Linked DNA regions of Mus musculus: region 1 is linked to region 2. A link is a loop called in an ENCODE intact Hi-C map of the cell type or tissue named here. Cell type or tissue: left cerebral cortex. All regions are shown on one strand. Links, peaks and the distances in the headings refer to the core of each region. The heading gives the core; the rest is flanking DNA. Region 1 overlaps Gm39155 (a long non-coding RNA gene). Region 2 has its middle 88 kb from the start of Gm39155.

What was found. A loop is a pair of places that touch in the nucleus more often than their neighbours do. Peaks named below come from ENCODE experiments on the same cell type or tissue, not always from the same donor. Only the 100,000 strongest peaks of a DNase experiment are listed, where the experiment ranks them.
Region 1: a loop joins it to region 2, with 2.4 times the contacts of the local background. A loop is called at or near these places in 2 of 42 quality-filtered maps.

Annotation. Positions count from the first base shown.
Region 1 is chr8:32,788,791-32,797,949 of GRCm38, reverse strand. The region is part of intron 2 of Gm39155 (a long non-coding RNA gene); the gene reads right to left. It also overlaps a transcript of Nrg1 not described here. Among named protein-coding and RNA genes, the nearest start is that of Gm39155, 47 kb to the right of the region's middle. In left cerebral cortex, for the core only: no CTCF peak of the experiment used is centred there; DNase peaks (open chromatin) are centred at 1,610 and 4,928; H3K27ac peaks cover 247 bases.
Region 2 is chr8:32,654,719-32,663,877 of GRCm38, reverse strand. It overlaps a transcript of Nrg1 not described here. Among named protein-coding and RNA genes, the nearest start is that of Gm39155, 88 kb to the left of the region's middle. In left cerebral cortex, for the core only: a CTCF peak has its summit at 4,288; DNase peaks (open chromatin) are centred at 3,391 and 4,355; H3K27ac peaks cover 888 bases.

The DNA.
Region 1 (9,159 bases), core at 333-8,332, 130 kb before region 2:
GAAGAGAGGTAACGCTTGATATGAACAGTATGTGCTTGTGATAGCAGATTCCCTGGTTCTAAAGGTTGCGGAGTTTCTCTGTCATATCATTTCAACATCTGCAAACATTTTTCATCCCACAGGGAGGGGTAAGCAATAAGATTTGGACTCTAAATTTGCTTCCATGTACACATTAGGTTTTTTATCAGCTAGTCCTTAACTCATGTAAGGTTAGAGTTTTATTGAGATGCTCAGGAGACTACTGTGTAACCTCATCTTTAGGGTAAAACCTTAGAGTCTGGCAACTCTAACCAAACTGGGCCACAGTCAGCTGAAGATCCTACATAAAACCGGTATCAACTATTTAAGTTAAAATGAGAAGTTGTTGACTTTATGATTCAGGAAATGTTAGAAGAAGAGTGTTTGGCTTGGTCTTCTGGTTGTGTGCATTATTTAGAAAATGTCGTGCAGAGTCGTGAAGACGCTCAAGCTAATCCTGATTGCTTGTGGCTGAACTGTCAATAAAATCACCTCTGTATTTACCTTTGGTTGTTGGTATGCCCTACTCTCTGACTCTGTTAAAGGAAATAGGAAGGGAAATAAGTGTTGATGGTAAGGAAGGTTGTGTCAGCATGGGGACCTGGTAGATTAGGGAAGTGCGAAGAGACAGGGACATGGAGATCTGAAGATCAATGTCTTCCTTGCCCGTGTGTACTTTCAATTGTCTCTGCTCCAGTCTTACAGATGTGGACGTCTGCTGAGTGCCAGGATATCTTCTCGTTTGCAAGCCTATCATCCCGTGCAATTAAAACTATACATCCATACCTATTCTCAAACAAGAGAAACATCGATTTCACTTTTAGTGATGGTGTTTGGCTGCTGTCCCCCAAAATGCTGCAACAAAGCATCATGGGAGCTGTGTCATATTTGGGTTTGCTGTTATTGATGCTGGTGCCATTTTCATTGCCTTCTTCTGTATTACTATTATTTGTCTTTAATACTTTTGTGGTTTAAGATTATAATTACATATGGCCCATATCTTTCCACATACCCTCCTTCCTCTCTTTTGAGTTCATTTTTGATGTGTACATGCTTACAGAGTCTGTGTGTATTTGTTTGCATGTAGATACATGCGCATGTGCATGTACATACCTGAGAGGCTAGAGGCAGAACTTCGGTGTCTTCATTAATTTTCTGTTTTTGAGATTGGGGGTTGAGATGACTCAGTGGGTAAGAGCACCCAACTGCTCTTCCAAAGGTCCAGAGTTCAAATCCCAGCAACCACATGGTGGCTTACAACCATCCATAACGAGATCTGACTCCCTCTTCTGGAGTGTCTGAAGACAGCTACAGTGTACTTACATATAATAATAAATAAATCTAAAAAAAAAAAAAAAGAAAAAGAAAGAAGAGATGGGGGTGGGGTGTTCTCTCTGAACCTGGAAAACACTGATTGACAATGCTGGCTGTTTAGTGAGCTCCAGAGATCTGTGTGTCCCCCTTTCCTTGTGCTTACATGGATGAAGAGATCCAGGCCCAGGGCCTTGTCCTTATTTGGCAATCCCTTTACCTGTGCCTGGGAATAACCCACGTGTTTGCAAACCCATAGTTGGGAATTAGCAGTCTGGCAACTGATTGCCATGGTTACTGTGTATGACGCTGTGCTTAATGTGTCCTTGAGGCTTATGCATGGGTGTGTGTGGATTGAGACATTTTTATTCTAGTTTAGTTAAGGCATAAAATCTTTTTCTCTCAGAAAAAAAAAATGAAAATGCCTCTAGTGTCTTAGAAACATGATTATTTACATCCTTTATTTTAACAGATATTATGCTGCAGAGAATACTCTCTCTCTCTCTCTCTCTCTCTCTCTCTCTCTCTCTCTCTCTCTCTCTCTCTCTCTCTCTGCATCTGTATGTATGTGTGTGTGTAGTGAGCTCCTCAGAAAATTAATCTAGTTTTAGACAGAACTGTAAGACCCACATTCTTTATCTTAAATTGTGTTTGAGTTTAATCTCTTTTGTCATATACTATTAACAGAGCAATATGCACATTATGAATGAGGACCTTCCATCACGAACTAGTGTTTAGTTCTTGTTTCAGACTAGGTTGACCAGGGCCATGCATGGTGTAGAGTCTGTTTTCTTTTGGTTCAGGCATACCATTTAGATATGAATTCTCTAATGCACTAAAGTCACTCAGAGCTACTGAATGCCTAAGGTGCTTCATGCTTCACTTCAGCAACATACTGCCCCACAGATAGTGTGTCTTCCAAAGAAGTCCAAAATGTCTGCATCCAGGTTTCTTTGTTACAACCCAAGTCTTTACTTTCTGTGATAGTCATTATATACAATTGCTAGATTAATTTTATCTCTCAGAAAAAAATAATGCTAGTGGAGAGAGAAACAAATCCTAGCCATAACCAACTAGAAATCTTTATGAAGAGATGTGTGTATAATAGTTTTATGAACAACCCTTTACGTTGTCAAACATGGCAGCACATGCCTGTAATTTTAGCTCTAAGGAGCCAAAGGAAGAGGGGGTTTTTGGCCAACTTGGGCCGAATAGTAAGATACTGAACTAAGACAATAAGACCAGTAGCAATAAGCATTCATATAGAGAGAATGTACTCTCAGAATAGTCTAGATTGAGTATTTGTATATCAAGAAAAAAGAATAATCATGAAAATAAGACAAAAACTTGTTTAGTAAAAACTTTTCTACAATGAAAATTTTCTTAGAGTATATATGTAGTTCTTTCTATTTATATTTGTGTGGGGGGCATGGCTATTTCAACCAGTTGTCCTTAATGACCTTGCTTAAGGAAGGAATGATTATTCTAAGAAAGAATATGTACATGTGGATGACCTGGTAAAACTTCTACGACTTGAATCATGGTTTGAACATGGTTTGATTAATTTTCTGTGATTGATAGTTGATATTTTTTCCTTATGAACTGTTGTCTGTAGTAATTATAAAACTTGGTCAGATTGGTTAAATATATCTTCTCTAGTGTGAACTGTAGTTCTAGATATTGTTTCTTCTTTGATATTCTTGCTAGGTTATTGCCTAAAAGTTGGAGAAATAAGAAGTGCCTTCAGTGCCTTAAAATAATATCATTGCCCTGTCTTCTTTGCAATTTCATTTGCTGAAAAGAGAGGAACACTCAGAAAATAAAAGGGACAGTAGATGGTACGTAGTCATTCTCTATTTGTGGTGTGGTGTCTCCATTTGTCTTCCTTTCTCAGAAGCTTTTCAGCCTGAAAGAAGCTCTCAAATTGAGATGTGGAAAGCAGTGCACTCTGAAGGAGGACGGGGAGAAGAGATTGGCATTTTGGTGGTCAATTCTCATTTCTGATAACACGTATTGTCTCTATGACTAAAACATTTGTCAGACTTTAATTAAGGGAGGAAGGGTTTACTGTAGTTAATGGTTTCAGCCACCATGGCCAGTTAGACCCAGCAGTGATCATGGTGGCAGGCATGTGTGCTGACCACATCTCACATCATGGGGGAACAAAGGAACAAAAGTGCTATTCCCAACCTTCAGAGGCCCACTTCTATCCATTGGACCCCGTCTCTAAAGCTTCTACAGCCTCATGACACAGGGCCTTAGCTGGGGAACATGATTTCACATCAAGGGCATCTGGAGGCCATTGGAGATTCAAATCCTAACACAGTGCCTAGTATAGACATTTGGCAACATAAAGTTGTCACCTAATTCTTACAAAGGCCTCAGTTACAATGCTCTCCCTCTCCCATTCCAAAGCCAAATGGAGGATGCTTTTGAGATACCTGCTGCTGGGGCACAAACACCTGAACATGAGCCACAGACAGTGTGATCTGTGTCAGCATGAAGAGATGGTTGACAGGATAGAAAGGAGATAAGACAGCAGTGTGTGTGTGTGTGTGTGTGTGTGTTTATGTAGTTGTGTAATCAAAATACATCAGATACATGATGAAAATGTCTAAGAACAAATACAATCAATAAAAAAAATTGTGGACTATAACAGGTTATGTTTCAGATTCTAGGTTTGTGATTTTTAAGTACATTTTGTTGTTGCCGTTGTTAATTGAGTCTTATTTTTTGTGGGTTTGGTGATTTAGTATGACAAGGGTATATATACAAATACACACACACACGCATATATCCTTTCTTAGGATATATATGTATATATTTTTTCTTACAGTTATAAGAGCTATATGTTGCCTGTGTTTGTATATGTACTGTACTATGGAAAGTTGTCTAAATGCATCTAGTTTTGTGCCCATGTGTTAAATGTTCAAAAGCATCTAATAAATGACTGATACATCCAGTTTCTTGCTTTTGGTATTTTCTGTAACACTTGCTTCATATTTCCATTGCTGCGTATACCAATGTGCATTTTAATGACTTGATGCTTTCAGTAACCAATCCTCCTGCTGGTTTTAGTATTTTTAGGAAATTGCTTATATAAAAAATATCAAAATGACTGACACATAGTAGGAGTGGCATAAACATTGGAGGGAAAACATAAACCTTTAAGAAGAAACAGGGGACACGTTAAAATGCTATGAGCACTAATTCCAAAACCAAAAGGAAGCCAGCAACTCCAGTAAAAATGAGTAGGGCCAAGCTGTAGAAGCCAGATGCAAGGATGGCAGCTGCGATGTGGCTCTTCTCATCTCCTTTGTTTTAGCTTTTGATTGCTCAACAATTTGTAAACAAAACCACCCCTTTAGCAAAGCAGTTCACAGGAGTCAAGGAAGGCTCTATATGAACAGGGAGAAGTACTACCTGGGGCTGATCTCTGTGGGCAAATATGTTTATTTTGTTGGATGGAGCCGAGAGATGTAGAACTGATAGAGAGAAGGTGGCAGGGTGTGGTGGTAGGGGGTGTTCTCTGCTCCACCAAATCACATATGACTAGAAATTGCAACCAGACAGCAATCTGTGAAGCTAGCAATAGGCGCTCCTCCGTCTGGTGCCTGCTGTGGATGTCTGGCGCCCAGCAGTGCCAGATTTGGTGTAAGTGGGGCTTCTGTTTAGGAAACTGTGCCAGTTTTTTTTTTTCCTTGAAAAGTGGATTCTGGCTCTTTTTTTTTTTCTATATTTGTGTATGGAGTTAAAAAAAAGAAAACCTCAGAATTACAACCGTGTTTATTATATCCAAAGCATTAGATCTTGGCTGGTTTTCTATAGATTATTATGATTCTATATGTCTACATCTGCTGCTGCTTTTGAGAGTCATGAAAATAGTTTTCATTCTGCAAGCTTTTACATAGAAGTTATGCATAATTTCTAATTCATCTGCCCCCCTTTTTTGGTACACACATTTGTCTTGGCAGATTTGGTGGTTTCTATGAAACCTATATTATTGTTTGAGATTGTCATCTTTCTTCTTTTCTAGCCTTTGAACTGTTGGTGTGTGAGAGCAACATGTCCCACCTAGTTACCCTTGGTCTTGACCCTTGTCCCTCGGATGAGCATCACCTCTTTCTCCTCACGAAATTGAAAGATGTGCAATCCACTTTGACACCTTTCCTTGCTGCCTTACTCTCCTTTGAACACTGAAGCAGCAGCACCGAATCTTCCTTCTTTTAATTGCTTTACTCACAACCCAGGAGCTTGTTTAATCTGGGTTGGAAACATTGACTCTCCATCCCAACTTCCTTCCCAGCTTTGTGTGTGTGTGTGTGTGTGTGTGTGTGTGTGTGTGTGTGTGTGTGTGTGTGTGTGTGTGTGTTGGGTCTCTAACGTTGTTTCCCGGAATTCCTTCACAAAGTCAATTTAAAAATATTTTCCATCACTGGACAGCTTTGTATGTAATAATAGGTAGTTGTCAAAAATAAAGAGCGAGTCTGGGGGGATGACGCAGCCACAGAGTACTTGCCCAGTAAGCTTGAGTCCCCAGGCACCATCCCTGGTACCACTCCCCACCCCACCCCCAAAATAAGGAAACAATATGATGCAACTTAAAATATGTCTTTATCCTTCCTCTCACTGTTATTAGCATAAAAGCTGCGCTGTTGCCCATGTGGTTCATTGAGGAAATGTCTAGATCCCTACATAGCACTTTCCATTTCTCAGAAGCATCAGTCCTCATTAAACAGTCTTCATTGCCAGAGTAGGACTCCATTTACTCTCTGCACTCAGCAAAGGTTCCTAAATCATCTTCTGCCCTTTACCTCCCTTTGAAACCTTCCATCCCATGTCTTTTAGTGTCACACCTCATTAGTTACTTCCCTGCCTAAGACCCTGCAGAGCCTTGGGATTGAAGTTTACGCTCACTAGCTTGAGGTGCAGTCTTGTCATCTGGCAGTCTCTTCTGTGGCACCGTCTCAAAACTCTATACGGAAGAATTAACCTGTAACTAGTTTTACCTCTGCTTATTCTGGCATGTCACTGATTTTCTATGAGTATTTACATTAGCCCGAGATTTCCCTTTACCTCTCTATGATTTGGGTAAGAATCCTTCCTAGGCCCTCCAAAGGCCCAAGTGTACAGAGTTTTGTCTGCCAATCTGTGGTGCTATTGGGAGGTGGTAAACTCTTTAGGAAAAGGGACTGAGTGTAACATCAGTGTGGATAGCGCTTTGAAGCTGATAATGGGACCATGCATTGTCTTCTCCCTGCTTCCCCAGTATTAGTGAATAGAAAGACAGCCTCTGTGTACTATGAGGTACTGTGGCAGCATAGGCCACAAACAGTAGAGCCTGAACATTAGACTAAAAGCTCCCCTAACAGACTCAACTGTGATTCAAAAGAAACCATTTTGATTTTTTGGACATTTTGTCAAAGCAATGGGAAACTGACTAAAACAATGCCTGTCCCTTCAAAGAATGGGCTCCCGACGGCTCCTGAATATCAGGCATCTGTCACTGCCTTTATTTCTCATTTGCATGTTTCTTGTCTGTGTTAATGTAGTCATTGGGCATCCTCTGCTTACTACCAAACCCCACTATTTCTATTAGTTTACTAGTCCTACAGTAGGCAGAGAGTACGAAGGGTTCCATCATCATATTGTTTGCACATAATTACTCTGGATCAATGAGTAAGTTCATCTAAGAAATAGTTAATTGTTCTTATGTAGTCTCTGTATTTTAATTCCTTATTCAATCTTGATATCTTTAAATTATACTTGCAGCCTTGAATATTGGCTCATGGAACACTAAAACTTTCATTATTGACTATACATTTAGATGGATAACAAGACACAGTGACTCATAAACTACATGGATAGTGGACTGAACTCAATAGCAAAAACAGGTATAATGTGTGTGTGTGTGTGTGTGTGTGTGTGTGTGTGTGTCTGTGTGTGTGTGTGTACATTTTTACCTTGTGGGAAGGATCAGGGCTCAAACTTCAGTCCACATGTGTATAAATATCTGTACTCTCTGAACCATCTCTCAGGAATCTTTGTCTTAAATGAACATGTTTGTTAATTTCTGCATGTTCTCAATTAACATGTAAAATTGAAGATATTTAGAGATTACAATATGATGTTTCAACATGTGTTTAAGTGTGTACTAATCAAATCAGGCAATTAGCGATTTCAATTATTTTCAATTTATTAATGTTTAGAATTCTTTTAGATCCTTTTTTATTAGTTCTTCACACATGATATACTAGCCTGAAATAAACTCAATACAGAAAGACAATGCCACATGTTTAATATGTAGATCTGAATGTTGAATAGTGATTATTAGCAGTTAGGCTAGATAAAGGAGACAGGAGGTAAAGTCCTCCAAAGAATACTAGCCAACCACACATTGAGTAAGTCTGAGAAAATGTGACTTTGCCCTTGTGTGATCAGTGACTGCTCTGACACAGGTAGATAGAAGATGAGTTCTAATTATCCACAGCACATTGGACTACTATTGTTCTAATTTATTTTCATAGTTGTTAAAATGATAACTTTTACTCTAAAGTTTTTTCTTTTTTGAGTTTCATACATGATGTGTAAGTTAACCTCAACTAGTGCTGTGTTAAAACACTATGAGTTTATTTTATTGTCTAGTGTATAGTCCAATATTCAGGGAAGGCATGACAGGGACTTAGGCAGAACAGGAGACTAGAGGGAGAAACAGATGCAAAGGACATGGAGGAGTGTTCCTTACTGGCTTGTTCTCTGTAACTTGCTCATTCTGATTTAACAATAGAGTGAAGGACCACCTATCCAGATGTAGCAGCCCTCACAATGGGCGGGGCCTCCTATATCCATCACCAGTCAAGAAATGCCTTACAGGCCAATTTGGTGGAGGCATTTTCTTGATTGAAGTTTCTTCTTTCCAAATATAGGACTCTAACTCGTATTGAGTTGATATAAAACTAGTCAGCACCATACACCCCATTGGCTTAACATACTACCACATCATTATTCAACCAGAACCTTTCCTTTCTCATTTGTCCCCATGATGTCACATTAACACTGATAATCCCAATATGAACATTAGTAACTTAAAATTAAAAGTTAAAAGTTCAGCCTCTTTAAAACACCTAAAGTCTCTTTCAGTGTTCAGTCTCTCTAAAATTCCAGTCTCTTTAAAAATTCAGTCTCTTAACTGTGGGCACAATCACAACCACCCCAACGAAACCAAATTCCCACAGTATAGAGATCAGTGTTTGATGTCTGGAACCCATTCACAATCTTCTGTTCTCCGAAGGACCTTGGAACAATGCCATCCCTCTAGTTCTGCTTTCTGAAGCACACACAGCTTTTCTTCTAGGCTTTCCATGGTAGCATCTCCAAAATGCTGACTCTCTGATGAATGCAGGCTGCACCTATACCAATAGGCTTTCTTGGTCTCTCCTTGGATTCTAACCAGCCACATGGTGCCGGAACTCAACTTCTCTCCATGACCCCTTCCATCTTGGGGTTTCTGATACAATTGAGGCTGTAATTTCACCAGTAGCCTCTGCTGGCTTTTCTTCAGGGACTGTAGGCCTGCCACATAATGCCAAGCCTCAACTGCTCTCCATGACCTCTTTATACCTTTAAACCCAGCACTATCTGTGTGACTGTTTTACTACGAGTTACCTGCCAGCATGAGCTGCAGCCTTGGCCCCTCTGTATCACAGGTTGTGGTACTAACCCCAAGGAAATAGTCCCATATTTATGCTCCTCAATGATGTTGCTTTCTCCTTAATCACTGCTAATTTCTTAGCTCCAGCTAACCCATGTTAATTGTCACAGTAAATCAAA
Region 2 (9,159 bases), core at 553-8,552:
GACAGAAGAGGAGGAAGAAGGGTAGAGACACAAAAGGAGAGGGAAAGAGATGGAGAGGGAGGAAAGGAGAGAAGGTTGCTTTGTCATAGAACCAGTCATAGAATGCTGGTTCACTCTCCTAACCCACACACTGTGTATTTTCCCTAGAGATAGAATCCTATTTTTAAGCTGTGCACATGGCCATCTGGGATGAAAAGTGATACTGACTAGTATCATAGTTAGGCGAAACCATAAAACTCCATTCAATGAGATGCAAATAGGATTTAGTGTGAAATTACTGGGAAGTCTCCCAAGGGAGAGGATTTGCCATTGAGGGCTAGAATTCACCTCTCATCTTATCTTCTTTATGATCTGTTATGGTCAGTCACCTGGTAGATCTCTTCTCAATCACAATCTTGATCCACAAGCTGACTGAAGAGAATAGAAAGGGTTTGTGTCGCTGATGATGAGCAGGTCCCATTTTAGCCCTATATCCTTCTGGATTAGTTTTCATATGGGAGAGATTGTAGCTTTATTATGCTTAAGTTGGCTTTGCTTTAGTTCTATGAAGCTCAGCCTGATGCAAATTAGTATACTCTCTTAATTTGATTGTTTTAGAAACCCACTGTAAAGGAAATTGTTCACTGATCTATACCAACAATGACCTAAAAAATAGGCTAAGTGCCTGGGGATACCCTCAGTTTGTGGGTTTGTTGGCTGTTTGCTGGAGTATATTTTTGGTCTTTCTAGTTTCAAGGATCACAACAATGAGACTCTATATGGAATGTGGAGCTAATTGCTTTTGTAATTGGACTCTCTTGCTAAGAGCCTAAGGTTCTGTGGTAGGTAATGGTTTTAGAGTGATGGATATTCTACCTGGAAATAATTGTAGGATAGTCTCCTTATAGCGTTTTGGTCATTTTAGTTCTAAGTGGATAAGCTTCTAGGGCATTTGCCATGGGAGATTAATTGTCATTTTAGCTAAAACTTTCATATCATCCTCAATCATCAAAAGGGAAAATGGGTTTGATGTTTCTTCATTTAGTGATGTGACACCATTTTTTCTCTACAAAATAATGTGGAGCACATAGTTAAATTTAACTGATAAAGAAATAGCAGGACCTTTGCATATCAGTTGATAAGCTGAATACACTTGTTTCCATATCATGCAGAGTTTAGATAGCTTGAATTTTTTTATTTTATTAGATATTTTCTTTACATGCTATCCCGAAAGTTCCCTATACCCTCTCCCCACCCTGCTCCCCTCCCCACCCACTCCTACTTCTTGGCCCTGGCATTCCCCAGTACTGGGGCATATAAAGTTTGCAAGACCAAGGGGACTCTCTTCCCAATGATGGCCGGCTAGGCCATCTTCTGCTATGTATGCAGCTAGAGACACGAGCTCACTTGTTAAATGATGAACAATTAAGAAACAAGAAAAAAAGTCTGCTCTTATTTTTTTCTACAACCTTTATTATTTTATTTGATTGTCTGATTTTTAGAAGAGTGCCCTTCATTGTTTCATTGAACACATTGTGTGATCATTTCCAAAGAGATGACCAGTGTTTATGGTCAGTTGTGAGAACCTCACTGCCTAGACTGGCCTACATTTTTAACATACTAAGGATGTAAGCTTACTCTGATGGATTCAGTCAGTCAAATAGTTTTAGCTCATAGTTTAAAGAGATGAGAGGATGTCTCAAAGGAATCTCTCTGTGGCCAGCAGGAAATTGGATTTTGAAAACTGGGAAATCTACAATTCATTCAAGCTCAGAGTGAATTGAATCTGTGAAGGCTCCTTTCACCAAGTTTGTTGTCATGGATGTGGCAAGGCCAGGGAGGTCCAAAGTTGGTGAGTTGTCAATTGTTTTCGAAGAGACATACAGGTCCTTTCGATAGGGTTTCATGTTAAAAATCATTCTATGTATAAAATGTCTTTATGACATTAGACGTTTTGTGAGTCCCTCACATAGACTTTCCATAAGGAAACGATTTCCATCAGTAGGTGAAATATTTGTCTTTGGGAAATAATCTAGGGGATGATCATAGCTCTTGGGTGTTTTTGGTACCTGTTTTTTTTATAGTTTGTGTTCTTAGATGGCCATTATCTAAGCTGGGGCTGGTGGAAATGGCTATAGCTGATTTAGTTACATGAAAAGAGCAAAATTATATCTGCATGGAGCTAAGGTCATGCCACAACCAAAGCTCTGGGTACAAATGTTCCCTTCATGCTCAGATGGGTCCAATAATTCCCTGAGGCTCAGGACTCTGATTGTGTTTCCAGATGGCTTCCCCTCTATAAACACCACTGTGATTTCTCCAACAGTTCAGCTGCTCCAGGAGAAAGCAAAACAAGGGGTCAGGGAGGCCCTGGGCATTACATGGTGGGTGTACCTGTTGCATATATTGGCCAATCTACCCTTCAGTGTGCTATGCCCTCTTGCTGTTTCCTTTGCACTCTTTGACTTTGTATGTGCTGGTCAATTTCTGTAGTTCATTTGCACAAAATTAGTTTGCCCAATACCTCTTCTCAGCCTCATGTATTCTTCAAATCAATGTCTGGATTTCCTGGCTATCTGGCAGATGAATTCCACTCTCAACTAGTCACTGAATTTATTCCTTAGTCTTTGCAACCAATGCCAGAATACTGTCAGATACTTCTTCAACAAATACCCAGTAACATCAAACTAAGTGACAAATCCTGCCTAACTGCTTACTAGAGCTGCAATAGTGAACCGAAAGATCAAAGGACCTCTTGCTTTTTTGTGAATGTCAATCTGTGCATCTCCAGATGTTAGGAACCATACACATACATATATATAGAGAGGGAAATAGTGTGTGTATATATACATATAGTGTTCTTATTAATTACTTAAGGCTTTCATAACTCTTCATTATTCACAATTCAATGTATTTTGGTTATATTCACTTCCCGTCTTCCCCTAAACCCTCTGAGCCCCAGCTCTACCTCCTAACCTGTCCCCAGTTTCATGTTTCCCTTTGTTTTCTTTTTCCTATAAACCACCAAGTCAGTTTTTCTTCCTAAACATTCATGGGTTGGGGGCATCCACTGGAGCTTGTGAGGTACTTCAAAGAAGGAGTCACACCCTTAAAGTTTTTCATCCCAAGAGCCCAACTGCCAATAGTTACTCTGAGTTGGGAGTGTGGGCCCCTTTCTCTTCCATGCTGAAAGGCTGATTGGCTTGATGTTGTGCAAGTCTTCTGCAGACAACCAGAGCTGTTGTGAGTTAGTGAGTCCGGTGGTCCTGTGATATCCAGAAGACATTGTTTTGCTTTGGATTTCTTCAACCTGTGGTTTATACAATGTTTTTCCCCTGCTTCCAGATGGTCCCTGTGCCTTGGTGGAGAGGGTATGTTATAGATGTCTCATTTGTGGCTCATCATCACACCCACACTTATTCTGTCCACAGTGACTAGCTGTGAACTTCTATTTTAACCACAGAGTACAAAGAAACTTCTGTGATGATGTCTGAGAGCTCTACTAATCTATAGGCAGAGATACCACCTTACAGAAAAGCTTAACTCCTACATGACAGCTCTCTGATTAATGCCTCTTAGCTCTGAGCAAGATGTGTTTCTAAAATCTCTTACACTTACATTTGTAGTCCCATTATTAATCCCAACTTCTTTCATGTCAGTATTTTGGATTTTTCATGATTTTCTTGTGGTGTTGTTTCTTTGATGAAAACTCCCAAAGCAAGATTATGCTGATACCTTAGTGTTGGCTTTTTTATTTTCTTTTGTACATTGCTAGACATTTGACTTCTTTCCAGAATATCCAATGAATTGATCCATGATCAAGACATCAGAGGCATAGCAGCATCGTAGCCTTTGGCTTTTACATAATGATAAGGGAACACAAGCTTTCTAGAACTTTCTACTGCCAAGATGAGTGGGGCTGACTGTGCTGACTGGGCATTAGAATATGTTTTTCCCAGAGAAAAAGCTAGTTTTATGTTATAAATATTGGCCAAAGCAAGAGCTGTCTTGAATAGGAGCAGCATCTCTCTCATAGAGAGTGGGAATAGTGGAACCATTTGTTGCCATTACTTGAGCCTGGACATAGATCTAGTGTACACAGTGGATCATATCCCATTGCACAGGTACACTTCTGTCTAGTCATAGAAGCTGTGAGGGGATGAACATAGTTGTTGTCTCCTGTAGGCTAACCTTATGTTCCAAACAACTCTTCCTTATGGTCTGACATTCTGTGCCCTTTTCTCCTTTACGTAAAAGTACTATTGCAGCCAGTCTTTGCCAGCCACAGACGCCTTTGGTGGAAGCTATTATTGCATTATGTTTTCAGCTGTTTCTTGGAAAGAACAAATGAGTAGCTTCTAAAATTTGAACAGTTGAGAACAATAACAGCAAAGAAAATCCTCTAAAAAGAGCTATGAAGAGAAGAAAAAGATTTCTTGGGCTGCATAGTCATGCAAACATTTTAAGCTTCACATAGTCAATGTATGCTGATTTATTACTTGTTTGTTTATTATCACGTTACCTTTATGATGGTCTTTTAAATTCATGCCCTACTGTGTGTTTGAATTAGGTAAGATATTGTGAACTGAAAACCACAGAAAAACATCAAATTGACCTCACCAAGGGGAAAGCACATTTGTATCATGGAGACTGGGCTGTTTTCAGGCAAGGTTTGCTTTTGATATGGGATTCTATTAGTTCAGCTCTTTCTTGGGACCAGATCCATACCTACAACTCCTACATTCTCTTTATTGCTAGAGATAGACTCTGTTTTCCCAAGAGATCTTATGGAGAAGTGATGTGTCAATGTTAATCTGAGTATGATTACTAAGAGAACAGGACTGAATGCAAGACATCTAAACCCATCAAATGTCCTTCCCAGTGCTGTTGTTTCTTTAATTATGTGTCACTTGCCTGATAGTGTTAAGAATTTGACCTTCTGGGGGCGCATACCTTTAATTCCAGCACGTGGGAGGCAGAGGCAGGCAAATTTCTGAGTTCAAGGCTAACCTGGTCTACAAAGTGAGTTCCAGGACAGCCAGGGTTATACAGAGAAACCCTGTCTCAAAAATACAAAAAACAAAAACCAGAACAACAAAAAAAAGAACTTGACATTCTGGGGGAAATTTTAGGACATATAGTTATATGCTGCATCTATAATATCACCAAGCTTTGAGCAGTTCTCAGTAAGACAGATGTGTTGAAATTATGAGAGTTTTAAAGAACAGTTGGTTTATCATTCTAACAGTCATGGTATGTAAAACATTGTTTGCTAAGAACAGGAAGAAACATCTGGAACTGGTGACAGTTATTTTGGGCTTCTCTGTTTTTTGAAAAAAAGAATCACAGCAGTTTTAGCATCAGCTTTATCAGCTCCATGACTATTCCTACTTCAAGGCCTCTATCCAACTCACACCAATGAGGCCATCATTTCAAGACCACCTATGTTCTTCAAAAGATATGATTTGCTTAGGATGACAATGACTACATTTTGAGTCTGCTGTCACTGTCATGCAAGGTGTCTCTTCCTTGTCCACAGTCTTCTTCAACCCACAGAAGCTTAGAAAACAAACATCACCCAGCCCTAACTGAAATGCTCTTCTTACATAATCCCTATGTTTGGATTCTAGTCAAGCAAATAGCTTTGGGCTAGTATCACTGTGGATATTCAAATGTGCTTCACTGAATATCCAACTGTGCTTAGGGGTTTAAGGCATTTTATAAGTGAGATTTTGCTGTGAATTCATTAGCATGTTAGGATAGAAAATGGGAGTGCCCTTGAGTGTTCTAGATTTTGTTCACATTGACAGAGAATGACTCTCTTTTATGACTTTTTTGGGGAGTTAGGGTCTCCCTCATCCTTTGCTTATATATAGTGTAGCATGTTATTTCTTGATGTTATTATTACGTTCAAGAAAAGTTACACTGTGTTTCATCTGGAGTCCTTTGAATTGGCTCTCATTATTACAATGAAGCCTTGGCTTTGCTGAACAGGTGAAAAATTCAGTTGAAGTTTCCCACTGTTATTATAACTCATTTTGTTGTTGTTGTTGTTTTTAAAGACAGGGTTTCTCTGTGTAGCCCTGGGCTCCAACTCATAGATCTGCCCACCTCTGCCTGTTTGATTGCTGGTATCAAAGGTGTGTGCTACCACATCCAGATAACTCTTTTTTTTTTTAAGACACAATTGTATGGTTTTAAGAACAAGTTTTAACAGTCATAGAAACCACTTTTGTAAAGCTATGGATCTATCAAGAACCTCCAACAAAGGTTAAAATCCCCAGTGAAATTCATCTCCACCTATCTTTGGTAACTGACTGCCCTAGGGCGATGAGTGTAGAATCGTTCAGTATTAAAAGGAGCACTGGAAAGAAAGACACCACACAGAGAAAGGGTTTTATGACAAGGAAGATGGAATGATTTTTTTAAAAGAAAGTTTGGACTGATTAATTAAAAATCTGAGTATCTGTTGATATGTAAGCTGTGTTGATACATGTACTTGTGGCAGAAAAACTTAGGGTTACTGAAAAACGACAGGTGTATTGGTGGGGCTGGTGGGGTCAACCCAGCCTTCTGTCTTAAAGCAATTAATCTGTTGAGCATGGTACACATGTAAACTACCAACAGAAAGTGCTGGAGGATCCTTATTAGTTCTGTTTTCTCTACAGCTTAATGTCTGTTGCCTGTCTTTCTGCCACAATTGCTTGTGCCAGATGTATTCCTGGTCTATGTTGTATACCAGGCCTGTGTATCAGCAAACCTAACCTTTTACAACTTGTTTTCTTTCTTGCCTTAAAAAAAAAAAAGACCTTTTTTAGGGTACTACAGATTTCTGCACTGTAAAACATCTGAAGTTAGTGCCTGTTAGTGATACTGTTGTTACTAAATATTGACTCCATGAAGGTCAGATGAGCATTTTAAAGAGGTATTTCCTACATGTGTACTTGTGTACCATGTATTTGCCTGGTGTTCATGGAGGCCAGAATAGGGTGTTAAATCTCCTGGAACTGAAGTTATGAATAATTATAAGCACACCTGAGGGTACTGAGATTCAAACTTGGATCTTGAGGAAGACAAACCAGTGCTCTTAACCACTGAGCTATCTATCTCTTTAGCCCCCAGATGAACCTCTTTAAACACACACACACATACACACACACACACACACACACACACACACACACACACACACACACACACACTGGAAGCTTGGTGGCAACATCCAGTGCTTACTGGATGCTGATGTTCAGAATCTTTTACTTATGCTTGTATTTTCCAAGCTGCAAAATAAGAATTATGAACATGTTTTTATAAAATATAACAGTGGCTACATAGCTTGAGAAGTGACACAGCTAATAAACAACCAAATCTGAAATTAGACAATTTATCTAGCCCTAGGGTCTTCCACTAATGCTCGTTGCTTATATAAAAATAGAACACAGCTCATATCTCTGAGTTACCTAGAAGAGGACACCATTTGAGATGAGGCTGCCTGTTAGCTAGTCTGAGGGTAGGTAGTTTGTGTACTCGTGTCCTCGACTAATAGTAGTGTTCAGCTTCATTACAACTAGTGAGCTAAAAAGAGACCAGGAAATGGCTACAGTATAGAAGGTGTTTGCTATTTTAGGGATAATAATGATGGATACTAATGTGATTTCACAGCTTGGACTATTAGCCCCAGGTGAGTGAGAAAGTGGACTCAGATTCATCAAAATCACCAGGCCTAGCTTGTGGCTGTCTCCTCACAACCTCCCTAGGCTGCGAGTTACCTCTTAATAGCATTTCCCTCATTATCTCTGTCCTTGATAGCATTTAAAGCACATTTATAAATATAAACATGCACAAAGAAGAGGTCAGATGCCCTTCCCTTCTGCGTTAACTCTCATGTATCAAATTCTCAGTCTAGAAAGTGTAGAACTGCAATGTGCAATGGCATCTCCTTTGCTAGAATGTTCTGTGTCGCTGTTATCTGACATGTACCTACCACTCTATGTGGTCACCATGGAGTGTGACTAGTGAAGCTGAGACAAAGGACTTATAGTTCTTTGCAAAGTTAAATTGAGATTCAAATGTAAATATCCACAATTGCAGTTACAATTGGACAATAGTAGTCTAGGATTTTAGCATGGATTGGGACTTCAGCAAGGAAGGCATGTGTTTTACTATAGGGCACTGGTTCTCAGCCTGTGGGTGGCAACCCCTTGGAAGTCTCAGGACTGTTTTACAAGAGCCACCTAAGACTATCAGAAAACAGTTATTTACATTATGATTTGTAATAGTAGCAACATTGCAGTTATAAAGTAGTAGCAAGGAACGTAATTTTGTGGTTGGGGGTCACCACAACATAAGGAACTGTGTTAAAGGGTTGCAGCCTTAGGAAGGTTGAGAACCACTGTTCTAGGGGGTTATGAGCTCATCAGGTGGGAACTTGTAACTGAAACGTAGAACCCTGTCCTCTATAGTTTCGATCACTGCAGCTGAAAATGTTTATAGATATGTTTACATCATCTTGTTGAGAATATGCTCATTTTTACAAAAAATATGGTAGTGAGTCTTTAATTACAGAGTGATTTATACCATCCCAGTTGAAAGTTTTATAATTACTATGTAATCCATATATTGATGTGTTTACACATAACTGTTGTGAATAAAGTTCTTATGCCTTCTCTGTCACTTTGGCATTGATTATCCTTTCCAAGGAAATAATAAGAGTGTCTTTAGTTATCTTTTCAGATAGGTAGAACTAAGTATTCAAGGTGTCCTCTCCTTAAACAAATAATGGCATATATTCACGACTCTTCACACAATGTTTTTGTTAAAGAATATATATTGAGAAGCAATGCTTTATCTTAAAAGCAAGGCTGGGATAGATGTGGTATTCCACATCTATGACCCCAGCCCTCAGAAGCCTGAGGTAGGAAGCTCATGAGTTTGAAGATAGCCTGGGGAAGAGTTTGTCTTGATAAATACACAAGAATATCTTCCTAAACCTACCAACAAAAAGACAAATAAATAAAGCTAGTGTGGAAAGCTTTTTTTTTTTATAATTTCTAAGTGTATTTCTAATAAATACATTACAGGACAATCTCTAGAAATGAAAGCACTTTGATTAAATGATGCAGGTGCATTTTTCACTTTGATGATATTGTAAACTATTGTCCATAGAGGCTACATTATTTT